Linked DNA regions of Mus musculus: region 2 is linked to region 1. The links are chromatin loops, found by intact Hi-C in ENCODE. Cell type or tissue: heart. All regions are shown on one strand. Links, peaks and the distances in the headings refer to the core of each region. The heading gives the core; the rest is flanking DNA.

Region 1 (7,694 bases), core at 1,202-5,201:
TGCCCTGGTCAAACTGCTCAGTTTTCTCTCACAAGTCTGCACAGAAAGCACCATACCACAGCATCCACAGGACCAGGTAGCTCTGCTCGTAAGCCAATGAGGAAGCGTGGCGCTGAGACACAAGCCTGCAGACACCAGCTTATTGAAAACATGCAAGAAACTGCCAGCCTGCTTCCTTCTACCTAGGAATTTAGGGGCATACCAAGTGTTCATGACACCAAGAGATGCATGAAGCTAAGAAAGCTTACATCATCTGCCCTTCTAGCCCCATGATGTAAGGGTGTTTTTAGAGAAGATATTAACTTTAGTAAGAAGGTATTTTCTGTTCACATCCTCTATAAATACCCCTTACATTTACACCAGGTGGTTACAAAAGTCTGAACAGCCTCGTTTGCCTGATGTATGACTGTTAAAGGGGCATTTCCTTACAAAACTCTAAATCAGTTTTCCTATTTGCATATCCCAGGTTTATTCAGCGACGCTCAAGTTAAAAATCACAGGTGGGTTGCTCAGTAAATCAAAGGCTCCCAGAAGATTAGGCTCTGTGAAGCTTCCTAGAATTTACCACTGCGCTTCCCCAGCCTGTTTGAATGCAGATGACTCCAACTTGATCCTAAAGTTATAAATCAAAATATCTCAGAAGAGCATTAGTCTATTTTAGTACTTTTACAGCTTACAATACGTAAAGTGAAGTGCTAATTCCATATTCGTTTTCTTAAGTAAGGATTTCAGCCTTTTTTTTTTCAGTGAATACCACCGGTTTTATGGAAAAATACAAAATACTTTGTAACCAAATTTGGATTACCAAATACACCGTGCTGTAAGAAACAAAAGCTTAAGACATACAAACCAAATGCACCCTGTTCAAAATCTCTCACCACACACACACACACACACACACACACACACACACATATCCCTACCTTGGCCAAATGATTAACTACACTCACTTAATAATAGGCCACCTTTAATCAAATAACAGACAAATGGAACCAGTCGGACTTCAATTCCAGTGCTGTCTCAGAATAGGGGGGTGTGACCTTGGGCAAATTATTCCACTCTCTCCAGGCCTCAGTTTCTTCATTTAGAAAGGCTGCAGACTGCTTCTCCTTTGTCCAGAACCAAAGACAGGATGGCTACCAAGCACTTTCAATAGTGCTCGGTCACACAGGCACCCCCTATTCCCCCTCTCCAAAAAACAAAAAACAAAAAAAAAACAAAAAAAAAAACAAAAAAAAACGATAGTTGCGATTACTGGCCGACCACACTCCACGCCATCCCCACGTCTCTCTCATTCCAAATCCAACACGCGAGAAGCCAAACTCTTCTAACCCACAACACAAAGAAAGTGCTTGGGTTCTAAAAAAGGTGTCTGGGACCGCAGGCAGTGGGTCCTCCAGGTCCTCAAATGAATGAATGAGCGTTCAGCAGTGGCTGGGCAGGTAGCTGTCGCTAACGAGCACCTCTGCCGACTTGGAGGTAACTGTCTTCCAGCATCAATTAAACACCCACAAGTACACCCAGAGCCAAGCACTCGGCCGTGCACACTCTCCCCGAGACGGCGGGCGCCGGGCAGCCTCCAGTGCCCACAGGCGGCCTTCATTCATTCTCCACCCCCAGCCCCGGCGGCTGCAGTAGAGGCTCGAGCCGCGACCCCACCCCCGGGTCCCCGTGCCGGGCCCGGGGTCTCTGACCTGCGCGGCGCACCCCCGCGGGAGCCTGTCACCGCAGCAAGCGAGGGGGGCGGGTTAGCGGGGCCACCTCGGGCCCGGAGCTGCAGCCAGCCATGCCATCGGACGGAGCAGGCCCGCCTCAGCTCCCCGGGGCCCCAGCAGCCCAAGCCGAGCCCTGCCGGAGCCAGCGCGCGATGAGGGCGAGGAAGAAGCTCCCCGAACCCCCTTCCCCGGACCCCCGACTCGGCTAACGCGCTCCGCAGCGCCCCACAGCGTGAGGTCACGCTGCCAGAGCTGCCCCGAAAAGCCCACAAGGAAAAGAAGGGGAAACACCCCCCGTACTCACCCACCGTCTCCTCCCCCTCAGCTGTTTACCTCACAGTCCCTCCAGCCTACAGGGCGCCGCCATCTTGGACGCGCAGCACCTCCCCCTGGCGTGAAGCGTCTCGAGCGGCGGGGGCCTCCGCTATGAAAAAGAGTCCCTATTCGGGTCTCTACTACGCTCCGAGCCTAATGCCAGATGGCCAGAGTCTCAGCCTCTCCAGACAGGACAGGATATACCACTTATGACGATACAAGCTGGCCGAGATAAATAAAACCGAAAGAGATTTTAATGTGGAGGCGGGGACGGCGGAAGGATCGTGAAGGTGGGAGCCCACTGAGAGATCTTGTGACTCTGAAGGAGGCCGAAAGAAGTCCCGGCGCAGAGGGCGGAGCCACGAGACCGGCCGAGGGGTGGGGTGGGGAGGGGCGGCCACGTGATGGTGACAGGAGGCGCGCGCTCGGAACAAGCACAGTCAAAAACAAGCTGGCAGGGCTAGGCTCAGTGGAGAGCGCTGGCCCTTTCGAGCCAGGTCCCTCTGTCTTTGGCACACCTGCCACCTTTGGGGTCTCCCTGTAGGCGTTCCTATTTCCAAATGAGCCTCTGGGATCCCCTTGGATGGACAGCCTGTCAATTGCAGCAAAAAGGATGGGGCTTTCCCCCACCACCACTTTTTCCTTTGCAGAAGAGTCTGTGGAGTGACATGTAGAGGCCAGCCTTAGTCAGAGGATGCAGTTTATGTTGTAAAGTCAGAATACCTTGATTTACTTGCATGCCATGACAAGGTGTCAAGTCTTTTCAAACCTTGCCGGCTGTGGTGCAAAGCTTTTTAGAGGGATATCAGAATGTATATAGTTTTCATTTGCTGTTATTTTCCTTATTTGTATTATTTTTTTAATTAATTATGTATTTATTAAGGTTTTCCAAGACAAAGTTTCTCTTTATGCTTTGCCCATCCTGGAACTTGCTCTGTAGCCCAGGCTGGCCTGGAAGTCAAGAGAGTCTTCTGCCTCTGCCTAGCTTTAAAGGTGCTAGCTTTAAAGGTGTTCACCGCCGCAGCTGCCCCAGCAGCCGCCGCCACAACCACCACCACCACCTGGCATTGTGTATTTTTTGTTTTGGTTTGTTGTTGCTGTATTTTGTTGTTTTTTGGTTTGGGTTGGAGTTTGGGGTTTTATTATACTTAAACTTATATAATAAGACCCAGTGAAAGATGATAAGCGGAAGCTAGAGAAATGGCCTTGCCGTTAAGAGCATTTGTTGCTCTTACAGAGGACCAGGGTTAGGTTCCCAGAACCCAAATGGCAGCAGCTCCCAACTACCTATAACTCCAGTTCGAGGAGATGGCGCCCTCGCCTGGCCTTCTTGGGAACTAGGACTTCTCTCCTAAGCATACATCCAGGAGGCTCTCCTTGTCCTTAAGATAATTGAGTTTGTGTACACTCACCCCCAAATTGTAGTCTTTCAAGTCGTGTGCATTGCACGTTGGATAAGCCAGGGAAATTATTAACAAATAAGTATTTTGTGTGTATTTAGTGGTTGCTTTGTATTGAGAGAAAAGCTTTGAGGTGTGATTAAATCGTAAACTCTGATTCTATTTGGGAAAAACAGGAAAAAAGGTGCACTTAATCTCTAGCTAAAACAGCGTAATTTTTCAACTTTTACCCTAAAATTATAATTTCAAGATGTTTAGACATACTGTATCTTGTGTTTGTGTACCCTCTCCCCAATATTATGGTTTATTCTTTAATGCCTTTTAATTTGGATATAATAGCTTGTACTTTAGATTTTGGTTGCTATCTTGCCAAAATAAGTGTTACTGTTTTTCAAGCTTGGCCCCCTTCCCCAATTGTCTTATTTAAAGAGAAAGTTAAACTCATTAAAAAAAATAATAATAATAATAATAATTGAGAGGAGGCAGAGGCGGGGCAGGCACCTTAATATAAATAAAACTCAAAGTACTTTAAAGTACCACAAGACTCAGTAGCACTGTGGAAATTCTATTTACTTCTGCGACAGGGTCTGAGTCTCTGCAGCCCAGGCTAGTTTTGAACTAGAGAATCTCTTGGCTCAGCCCTTCCCACTGCTTGGATTACAGAAGTGCGCTACTGTCCTAGTTTGCTTTCTGTTACTGTGATGAAGACCATGACCAAAAACAACGTAGGGAGGGAAACGTTTATTTCTTCTCACGGCTTGTAGTCCATCATGAAGAGAAGTCCTGGCAGGAACTCCAGACAGGGCCGTGGAGAAACAACGCTTCCTGGCTTGCTCCTTCATACAAAGCAGGACCACCTTCCCATACAAGACCCCACCCACAGTGGGCGGAGCCCTCAACCTCTGTTACAGGCCGATCTGATGGAGGCATTTTCTCAGCTGAGATGACCTCTTCCCAGATGATCCCAATTTAAGCTGAGTTGACCAAATAAACAACCTAGCCAGAACAGTTGCCTTCTCTCGGGTTGGATTTTACATAAAGGCTGATTTTTGTGAAATAGAAGTAGGAGAGGAGGCTGCAAAGAGAGTAAGATCCCAGACACGGGTGTTGAGGTTTATAAACCGCAGTAGTAAAGTGCGGCGAGAGCGAGCACCTCAACGGGCCCTGCCAAGATGTTTCCCCTGAAGAATCAGCCAGAAGACAGGCCTAATATTAAAAAGGTTTATTGATGGGATGGACCAGCCGGGGACACGTGAGGAGGAGGGGAAATGGAGAGGGGAGAATGGAGAGAGAAAAGGGAGGAGGGAAAGGTAAGGAGAGGTCTTCTTTTATGTCTGGCTCCTGGCTCGTACCTGGCGGGTGGAGACACAAACTGTTGCTAGGTAACTGTTGGGCGGAGCCTAGCGGAATTGCTAATACATGAAACAAGAACAAGGCCTTTTCAGCAAGAAAATTCTCGGTGAGTTATGGAAATAAGTTTGGAGACTTATTGGGTCCCAATTCAATACGGCCTGGAAGAAGAAAACAGGTGCTGAAGAACCACATAGTGAGTGGGGCTGACTGCATGTTGAAGCCCTAAATGGGTTTTGCTAAGACTACTGTTAGACTCCTGGTAGGGGTGCTCCGGGAGAAATAGAAAAATGCATTCTTTCTAGGCTCACTAGCTTTCTCCCTTATTTCCATCTCTCGTGGGTGTCCTTGGAGCAGTAAATGACCTTTTTAACATGAGGCCTTGAGCCACGCGGGCTTCCTAGAAAGGTAGCAATGATGCCGGGATGCCCCCGTTCTGCTATTGTCATAGAGGCAGGTGAGAGACATTGTAGATTCCAGACAGAGTTTGGATGCAGGTTTCCCATCATAGTAACTGGGCAAGCCTTAGTCTCCTCACATGCACAAGGAGTGGTGCCTAAAGGAGCGGGGACAAACCCAGGATGCCCTTAAAATATAGGCAGTGCACAGCCTCACTCGGCTATTGTCAAGTTTATTCAACCTGTGCCCACTGTGGACAGAACATCCATTTTGCACATTTCAGCTGCCCAAGCATAAGCCCCGGAGGAAAGGGAAGAGGAGGGCTTGGGGTTCTCTCAGCTTCGCTGGTGTATAAGCCATTTCACAAGAGCAGATTCTTGCCTTTATATTTGCGACAGTGTGAGGAGTCGAGTGCGCTCAGAGATTTCTGAGACCACCAGTGGCTGGGAGACTTACAGGGTTTAAGGAATGGGGGTTCCCCTCCTGGCCCTGCTTCCCTCAGCTTGCTGACCTCATGGGGATGGAATGTTCTCACAGGCAGATGGGAACTGTGAGGTGCTGAACTCAGGGATGTTGGAGAGGGGTCATAGCTAAGTGGTTACTGTTTATATAGTACCTGGAAGAAGAGTGGTAATTGCTGCCAGGATATGGATTCCAGGGACCCCAGAGGGGAGGCAAGAATACAGACAGATTGACAGCCTGGCCAGTAGCTGTTTTACCAATCCAGGCTCTTCAAAATTGATTGCACACAGCACCCTAGAGCCTCCCTGTGGCAGGGGCTCCCTAACCGTGGCCAGCGAGGGCAGATGGTGTTGATCTGATGCAGACTGTGGGCATCTGTCACTTTAGTCCACGTAGCATCTTCTCTCTTCTGAGGCTGTGAATTGCCCTCCCCCTTTCTACTTGTGGTAGTGGCCCGGGCCATCATAGCGCAGGCCATCAAGCATGGCTCAGGCCTCACCAAGGCAAGATTCCCATCTTCTAGCTAAGCTGACAGGCCCCTGTTTGAACATGTGACTGGAGCTTTTGTTTGGAACTTTCCTACCAGCACAACTGCCTTCTTCAACATGTAAAAGACCATCCCATATGGGCTTGTGGACTTTCCATTCCTTCATAGAAGGAGTGGGCAGAGAGGGTCCCTGGGTCCTCACCTGAACATCTAGTCACTCCTTCCAGCCAGTTATATGCAACTTACTCTAAGTGCACCTGGCTTGGGGTCTCAGAGACGAGATGGGCTAGAAAATATAACCTTGGAAGAGAATGAGAAGAGGGCTTTATCTAGAGGCACAGAGGAGCCGTCTTTCACACTGGGTACAGACTTTCTATTATGACTATTCTAGGGTTACACACGCTTCTTCCATAATCCCTAAGCCATGGACTCATAAGCCTTATAAACTCATTGGTTCACTACAGTGAAATTTGGTGGAGCCTAACCTTGGTTATTGAGACTCTAGAAGGGGTCTCTAGGAGGCATTGCTTTGTCTCCCACTCCCACCCCAAGGAGAAAATTCTTGTAAAGTCATTTAACCAACAAAAGTGCTTTCCTGGGTGTTTAAATACAAGCATGTAAAAAGATATTTTCCCCCTCTTTCTAGGTTTACTAAATCAGAATAGGGAGGCTATACAAGAATTCTGGCAAAAACAAAAAAACAAAAACAAAACCCAGAGTCCTGAAGGGCCTAGGAGATCATTTTTGGCGTGGAAGCATAAAGCTTTACATTTGACCCCCAAGGACCCACATAACAAAGCCAGGCATAGTGGCACACCATGAGGGCGATCTAATCCCTTGGGAGTAGAAGAGGGTTGGGTAGAAAAGCCCCACAGTCCCTGGTCCCTGTAGAGTGGGAGCTGACAACAGCTCCACAGTAGCTGGCAGCAGAGAGAAAGCTCTCAAGACTCTTGCTGGAGAAGACAAGAGCCCTGACCCAGAAGAATACCGATTTAATAACGAGAAACCCAGAGCCCCAAAGACAAAGGACAGCTTATAGGACACAGGCCATTGCCAGTGACAAGGCTGTGCCTCCTGCTCATGGTGGAAGATGTTACTGTGTTTTTTAATACATTGCTTTTGCTGACACCGGCTTTGGACAAGAAGCACAGGCCTACCATGACCAGGAACGTTGTCTTTCCCTGGATCACACCTCCAAGACTCAACTCCAAGTTAATAGCCATGAGGACCTCCATGACAGCACAATGCCCCGAGCTTGCTCCACAGCCATGCCCACCTCTGTTTCTTCAGCCCAGCTCTGTATTCATGAGAAATGTGGTATGGGTTCGTCTCCCACCAAAAATAACTGTCTATTGCTCCCAGTCAGTGAGAAAACCCTCTTTAAACATCTCAAATCAAGGTTTAAAAAAAACCAGATGTGGGGTCTAATTAAGAGCTTTGCTGCCCCTGCACAGAACAACTGCCTGTAACTCCAGGGGATCCAACACCCTTTCCTGGCATCCTTGAGCACTTTCACTCACAAGTGTATACTGAGGGAAAACACTAGAACCAAAAAAAATCTCAGGG
Region 2 (7,694 bases), core at 2,141-6,140, 120 kb after region 1:
AGGAGGTAGGGGCAGGCAGATCTCTATGAGTTCAAGGCCAGCCTGATCTACATGGTGATATTGTTCTAAAAAATATACAAACAAACGAAAAAACACTGACTGGCTTAGCAATCATTTCAGGATATTTAATACTAAAACCTCAAGCCCAGTGTCCAGCTGCCCAGACTGTGTGCTGGAATCCAGTTACCTCAACCTCAAACCCTGGAATCTACCAGCGGAGGCAGGCAGACTCAGCCACGTGCAGGCCCTGGGCCCGATTTCCCACATCCCATGCAAGTCCCCAAACGTGACATAACTTACGGGGCAGTATTGATGTTTAAAGTGGTGAGCACACAGGGAAAGGGACAGATGAGCCAGAGATGGAGAAACAGGTCAAGAGGAATTATGCTGTGGTCAGCCGGCTAGTTAGTCTCAAAGTTGGTTTGAGACCACAGCCTTGTATTCCAGGAGCTCCAGGGGACTCTTGGTCTTTGCCACACCTGGGATGCTGCCGTGCCCCAGGACTAGGGAGTCCGGGGCTACAGGGTATTTGTGTTGTTAAAACATCGTGCCTGTCCCTCTGGAATGGCCGGCACCAGGCTACAATTGACTGTACAGCTGATTCTGAATCTTTCTGACATTCTACCACTGTCCAATTGTCACTCGGATATCTAGAAAATGGCATTGGTTGCTAAGGGACTGGCCTGATGGTAGGCAGCTGCAGCTTGGGGTAATAGGAAGAGGGAGTAGACTGGGGTTTCTCTCAGTAAGGATCCTGGGGCTGTGGGCTGCTAGGCCCTATATGGAGGTGTGGGTGGATCAACCACAGGAGGTAACCACTCAGAGCTAAGAGCCACACACAGGCGGTGGGAAAGCCCCTAGCCGGGAGTCTTCCTGCAGGTATTTTGGGGGACTATGGTTGCTAAGCAACTGTACTAGGTTGCCATGGGAACTCTCCCTTCTTCTGGGACTTGTCATTTTTATGGAGATGCCACATTCCTTCCCATCTCTACCTCCTCAGGCTGTCTCAGCTACCTGTAAGGGGCCCTGGAGGCTCCCCAAACCTACCTTTGCCTACAAGGAAGCCACCTATCCAAGAAAGTACTATGCCTCTAAGACTCAGTTTGGGGGTGTGTGTGTAGGGGATTCAGGTCTCACAGTGTACCTCAGGATGACCTTGAACTCATAATTCTCCTGCCTCAGCTGGGATTGCAGTCGTGCACCACCCCGTGACCCTCTAAGAGAGGATTCTCTTGAGGTTCAAGACCCAACACAGAAAGCAGAGTTGAGGCCCTCATTAGAGTCAGGGGGATGAAAAAAATCTGTCTAGCTTGGTTTGCATCTCCATTCCTGCTAACCACCAACTCAGGCTCTTCCTGCCTTGACAGGGCTCTGACCACTAGAAGCCCAGTATAACTGGAAGGCATTCTCCGCCCTAGCCCTGGTGCCTGGCCCCTCCCTGGCTTGTCTGTAAAGGAGTGTCACCTGGGGCTTGCCATTACCCAACCAGGGGTTGTCCCCATGCCCAGCCAACCAGTGTTGGCAGCAGGCCATGCTGGGTAGACATGCCTCCTCTGGGACAGGCTAAGGCTAAGGTCCCTGCCAGCCATGTGTTGTATAAGCAGCTCACCTTTCCCTAAAACTACTTCTTGTGGCCTGTGGTAATAGGTAGGGGAGCTGTCTGGAAACTGCAGTAGGCCAAGGCAACTTACTGGTGACGAGCCAGAGGGAGGCAAAGTCCAGGCCCCAAGGTGTGTGTGTTGGGGAGAGGGGGTGGGGGAGAAGCTGAGGTCTCCTCAGTGGTTACCAGCAACACCCTGCTGCTCGCCTGCTCTCATTCTGATTTCCTTCAGTGTGTGTCACCAAGGATGACTCCTGACCTGTTTACAGTTTGCTTTGTCTCCTGGCAACCAGATGAGCTTTTGTGGAAACTCGGGACAGGGCAGTGCAGTACTGAACTTCCACACCAGAGGTTACAGCGCCACCTGCTGGTGCTACCATTGGTGGCCTTCAAGCCTTCCTACACAGGTGAAATTCTGCCAGATCCTAAGGAACCTGGCCTTCCCTATAACCCTCCTCACAGGCTCAGCTGTGTCCTTCCAAAAGCCCTTGGGTCCTGCAGATCCAGGCAACACAAGGCTAGACTGGGATGGGGTCAGGTCAGGGCTCACTCTCTCACTCTCACACACTCTCTCTCTCTCTCTCTCTCTCTCTCTCTCTCACACACACACACACACACACACACACACACACACACACACACACACACACGATGTCCTTACAGTAATGGAGACAACCAGACACAGACACACAGAGACACAGACACACAGAGGCAGCTGTGTGGAGGCAGAGGACTACAGACACGTTTAGGGGGATTTAAAGCTAAGGACTACAGCCATGCCAGAAGCTGTGGTTCAGTGGTGTTGATGCCTTGCTTTTAGGCTTCTGTCCTCTAGAACCACGAGAGATTTCTGTTGCACAGGGTCATCCAGTATATGGCATTCTGCTAGAGCAGCCACAGGACACTAACACAACGTACCAGGCCTGTCACCTTTTTGTCACCGTCATGCCTACCTCGCTGACTCTTGTCTCGCTCCCTGTCAGCTTTCTGCACTGCTCTTCCTGCTTTCTCTCGTGTGGCTGACCTATGAGATGCACAAGCACATGGATGAATGGCTCTCCAGCTCTGCTACTTCACCAAGTTCAGACAACCGTAAAAGTCAGAAGCTGGGGAAATGGCTCAGAGGTTACAGGGCCAGGACCTCCACGACTCAGGCAAATGCCTGATGGCTGTGGCTATCCAGACAGATATAAATCTAGCCTCAAAGGATAGAGACGGAATCTCCAGAGCAAGCTGGCCAGCAAGCCCAGCCCTATTAGTTGAGACCCTGCCTCCCTCAATGATCACAGCACCTACCATATGCATGTGCCAACACATGCATCTACGCCCAGTGTGTTGGAGTTCCCAGCACTCGGAAGAGGATGTCTGTGAGTTCTGGGGTCTACACAGTGAGTTCCAGGATAGCTAGTGCTATGTAGAGACCCAGTCTCAAAACAAATGAACCAAAACTCATGCACAACATATATACACATATATGTATAACACACATACCTGAAAATGGAAGAGGAAAAAGTCAAGAGACAGCAGCAGGTGTGCAGATGGGGGGTGGGGTGGGGTGGGGTGACAGCAATGAAGGCAATAGCAGGTGAGGAAGAAGATGCTTCCTGCTGCTCATGGCCACCCTGGTGCCAGGACAACCAACCTCTGTGTTTCCATATCCCTGGCCCTTCGATCTCAGGAGGCTAAAGGCCATGTGAGTCACCCATCTCTGTCCTTTGTTTTCCTCTCAAGGCCTACCTGGTCTCCCATAAGCACAGTGGAGACTCATTCCAGCACCTACTTGACCGTGTGTGTGTGTGTGTGTGTGTGTGTGTGTGTATGTGTGTGTAAGATGACACCGTAACACTTGGGGACTGCTGTCAGCTGTGACTAAAACACAACCTTAAGAGTTGGAAGAATTGTGGGTGGGGATGGAGAGTGGCAGGGATATAAACTACAGCAAGCCTGGCTCTGGGCAGTGGTACAGGGACAGTCATGTCCTCTCTTGGTCTCCTCTCCCAGCCTACACACTGGAGGGTCGACAGGTAAGCAAAGTCAGATGTGCCCCTCTGGCACACACCTCCCATTGGCCTGCATGCTAACTCTTCTGCTCAGCCCATACATCAACCCTAAGCCGCCGGCCGATCCCCACCAGCCCTAACCCCATCCCCTGAAGTGGGCTGGAACTGACTAGCTTCCAACTAACAAATACCATGACCACAAGGTCACGGCCAATGTTCTGTTTAGAAAGCATCTTGTGTCTTACTGGATTTCTTGTTTCCTCCTGGCCCTCCGTCTTCCCTGTCCGACTCTGAGGAGGCGGCAGGTTCTGATGTTATGAGCCGTTTTACAGAAAGGCAGGTCCACATGGCCAAGAAGCCAGAGAGGTCTCATGGTCACCGTGGATCCTGCCAACCACAGCAGGATGAGCTCCAAAGTGGTTCTTCCCAGCTGAGCCAGCGTGGGTCTTGTAACATGAAATGGATTATTATCAAGGTCTGGGGGCCGTTGGCTGTGAGTCAGGGGCAGATTCTCACACCTCGGAGGATAAACAGAACATCTGCTTCTCCTCTTGTATTCTTAGGTGTTTCCTTTTTTTGGGGGGGAGCAGGGGGTTCGAGACAGGGTTTCTCTGTGTAGCCCTGGCTATCCTGGAACTCACTCTGTAGACCAGGCTGGCCTCGAACTCAGAAATCCGCCTGCCTCAGCTTCCGAGTGCTGGGATTAAAGGCGCTCGCCACCACGCCCGGCTCTTAGGTGTTTCCTAAGGGCAGGACCTACCTACAGCCGTCATTTTAAGAGCCACACCCAGGAGCAAGGTAGCCACTGGTTAGAGTTCAGGCACGCAAGGCACTACGGGAAAAGACAAGAGGAAGCCAGGGCCCTTACACCCAACTCACTCTGAGGACAGGGATGCTAGTTGGGGGAGGCCTGAAAGAGTGGAACACACAACACCGAAAGAATGACTCTTGGAACTCTGTCCCCCTCCCCCGCAGTTGCTCCATTGACTAAAAGGATACTGCTGCCCCCCAGTGGTCAGTACCAGCACTACAGCCCCCAGGCAAGAAACCCTGAAAACAAAACACTACCTTTTGTTTGCGGGTTGTCAAGGTAGCAGGTCTCCCAGGCCCCAGCTGGGCAAAGGAACAAGACCTGTATGTTTCAGGGGTTACCACAAAGACCTCAGGAGCCTCATTTCACCCCTCTTTCCTTCTGATGGCTCTGGGACTCTGGCTCACTCAGGGGGCCTCCTCTTTCAGTCTAGGCAATGACCCTGACCCCATTTCAAATAAGAATCACACATTCTAACTAGGGTGGTCTTGTCCTTGGATCCTGGAGGAATGGTCTAGAGTTTGCCTCCCTCTAGTTACTCTGGCCTTTAAGTCACTCAAACCCTAAGGCTGCTTAGCAAGTCCACCAGGGGGAAGGCATTTTCCTAGAATTTTTATGGGTCATTGTAGGAGAACCAAAGCCAAAAGACATTCCACAAGCCCCTGAAACCCCCGGGGGCGGGGACGAGTCACAAGGGCCAAGCATCCTAAAGTGCAAAGGAGGAAACTAATGTCTCCTCAGCAGCCTCCTCCACACTAAGGACCTCCGCCCTGCCCTCCAGGCCAGTCTGAGGATGGCCCCAGACAAGCAAACCCCAGGAATCTTAACATCTCTCGGTCCATCAGCGCCTCTCGTACTATGGGCACCCCCAAATGTTGCTAGGAGACTGGACGCCTCAGCCCCAAGACAGGGCTGCCTTCTGCCTCTTCCTTCTTCCACCTCACCACACCACCTCCACTGTCCCACCCTTCCTCGGAAACCTAGGAAGTCTGTAGATCTATCGAGAGTGAGTAGGGGGTGTGCGCTCGTGTTTGGGTAGGTTCCACAAGGAGGGGGTTAGCCAGTGTTCCCCAGGACCTCAGGAGATTCATTCCCCAAGCAAACCCTACGCGAAGGTTGAGCCCTGACCCCACGGGCCGGAAGCCTTCCCTTCTCCGCTGGTCCCCGCCCACCTGGCATGCCTCTTTCCAGACCTCAGTTGCTCGATTGTACCCGGTTGGACAGGTTGGACGCGGAACAGCGTTAAGTGCACGCTCTGCGTGGACGCTCGCTCTCCGGGTGGGTGCGGGCTTCATTCACACCCACTGGTACAGGGCCCCATGTCGACTCACCTGGCAATCTACCATCATCCTCAGCCTCGGCAGCTCATCGCCAGCCCCAGGGCGCGGCCCAGGGCTCGCAGAGGCCGCTCGCCTCGGCCCGCGCGCGGCGCAGCGGGGCGTCCGGCTGCGGGGCTCATGGCGCGGCCTCCGGTCCTCGCCAGGCCCGGAGCTCCGCGGCCTTCGCCAATGCCGCTTCCATTGTCTGCGCCGCGCCGCGCCGCGCCTCGCCTCGCCTCGCCTCGTCGCTCTCCTGGCCGTTGGGGCCTCGCTGCTCGGTTCCGCCGGAGCTCCGGGAGCTCGGGACGGGTGGGCGGAGACAGCGCGGCCCCGCCCCGGCCCCGCCCAGCTCGCCCGCAGGTGCGAGGGGCGGGCCCCGGTGCGCGAGCTCGAGGACACGCTCGGCCTCTTTCCCCGCCGGTCGCAGGCGATTAGACCTGGGACGTCGGCCTGGTGTCCACCGCCCGGCGCGCGCACGTGACCCCGCCTAGCCGCGCGCACGCGCCGCGCACCGAACGCCTCTCTGGGTTTGTCTCCGGACGCCCCCTACCCCCACCGCCCCCACCCCACAAGTCCTCTGCCCAGCCGCCTGCGCTGTACTCCCGCCCCGGCAGAGTTTAGAATCACCATCATGAGTGCCTGAGTATAGGTGGACATGGGGCAGCTCCAGGATGGAGATCCTGGACATTCAGTTTTTTAGGTACCCCGACGCCACCTGCAGGACTCAGCTTGGTGGCAGGAGACTCTGAGACTGGCAGGAAGGTCAAGTTGCTCCTCCAGTCCCTCCCTGGACCTTCATCTCTCCTATTCCTTCTCTTCCCTGTCACCACAGAGAATCAGGTTGCCTCTGGCTGGTATGCCGGTTAGGAGAGAACCTAAAAGGAGGTTCTTGTACCTGGGGATGAGCAAGTGTTGGGGTCTGGAAAGTTACTTCTACCAAGGAGTCCTTAATCACTCGGGATTAAGCCTCATTTGGGGAGTTGGAGAGATGGTTCAGCTGGTAAGAACGATTGCTGCTTTTCCAGAGGAGCCAAGTTCAGTTCCCAGCACTCATTCTGGAGCTCCAACGCTGTCTTCTGGCTACACACATACACATAAATAAAAATAAATCTTGCTGGGTGTGGAAGTGCACACCTTAAATTCCAGCTCTGAGGAGGCAGAGGCTGGCAGAGCTTGACTATGAGGCCATCCTGGTCTACAGTATAAGTTTCATGCCAACCAGGGGTCCAGAGTGAGACCCTGTCTCAAAATCCTTAAACAAAAAGCCTCATTTATAATGGGCAGTGGCACCAACGTTCACAGCTAACCAGCTTTTGTGACCACCTAAACTGTGCCTGAGAGACTTAAAAGCAGTGCTCATTCTCTGTCCAGTGTTGGGCGGGGCCTTCCCCAGCCGGTTGATCTCCTGTCTCAGCCTATGGAGGCCTCCATCTTCCTGTTTTATTTGGAAGCACACTTACAGGGGCGGTCACTAACCCATTTAATTTTCTTTTCTTTTTTTTCAATTTATTTTACTTCTTATGTGTATAATTCACTTCTGTAGCACTTATGTGCAGTGTTCAAGAAATCTAGAAGAGGATATCTGGTCACTTGGAGCTGCCTTGTGGATGCTGGGAATTGAACCTAGGTCCTCTGGAAGAACAGCCAGTGCTCTCAACCACTGAGCCATCTCTCCAGCCACTAACCCATTTTCTTTCTTTTCTTTTTTAAAGATTTACTTATTATTATATCTAAGTACACTGTAGCTATCTTCAGATGCACCAGAAGAGGGCGACAGATCTCATTACGGATGGTTGTGAGCCACCATTGAACTCAGGACCTTCGGAAGAACAGTCGGTGTTCTTAACCACTGAGCCATCTCTCCAGCCCCCACTAACCCATTTTCAATGTAAGAAACAGGCTTTCAGAAGTCACAGAGACCCTACCTGTCACGGGTCATGATGAGGTCCAACTATGGCTTTGAA

Evidence for each region. A loop is a pair of places that touch in the nucleus more often than their neighbours do. Peaks named below come from ENCODE experiments on the same cell type or tissue, not always from the same donor. Only the 100,000 strongest peaks of a DNase experiment are listed, where the experiment ranks them.
Region 2: a loop joins it to region 1, with 4 times the contacts of the local background. A loop is called at or near these places in 1 of 42 quality-filtered maps.

Annotation. Positions count from the first base shown.
Region 1 is chr2:28,635,645-28,643,338 of GRCm38, reverse strand. It overlaps Tsc1 (TSC complex subunit 1), which reads right to left and starts at 2,106. Exons shown (of 23, transcript NM_022887.4): 1 at 2,049-2,106. In heart, for the core only: a CTCF peak has its summit at 3,340 (motif pointing left); a DNase peak (open chromatin) is centred at 2,368; H3K4me3 peaks cover 2,594 bases; H3K27ac peaks cover 2,492 bases.
Region 2 is chr2:28,511,609-28,519,302 of GRCm38, reverse strand. It overlaps a transcript of Ralgds not described here. Among named protein-coding and RNA genes, the nearest start is that of Ralgds, 18 kb to the left of the region's middle. In heart, for the core only: a CTCF peak has its summit at 4,631 (motif pointing left); DNase peaks (open chromatin) are centred at 4,542, 5,412 and 5,642; H3K4me3 peaks cover 1,788 bases; H3K27ac peaks cover 985 bases.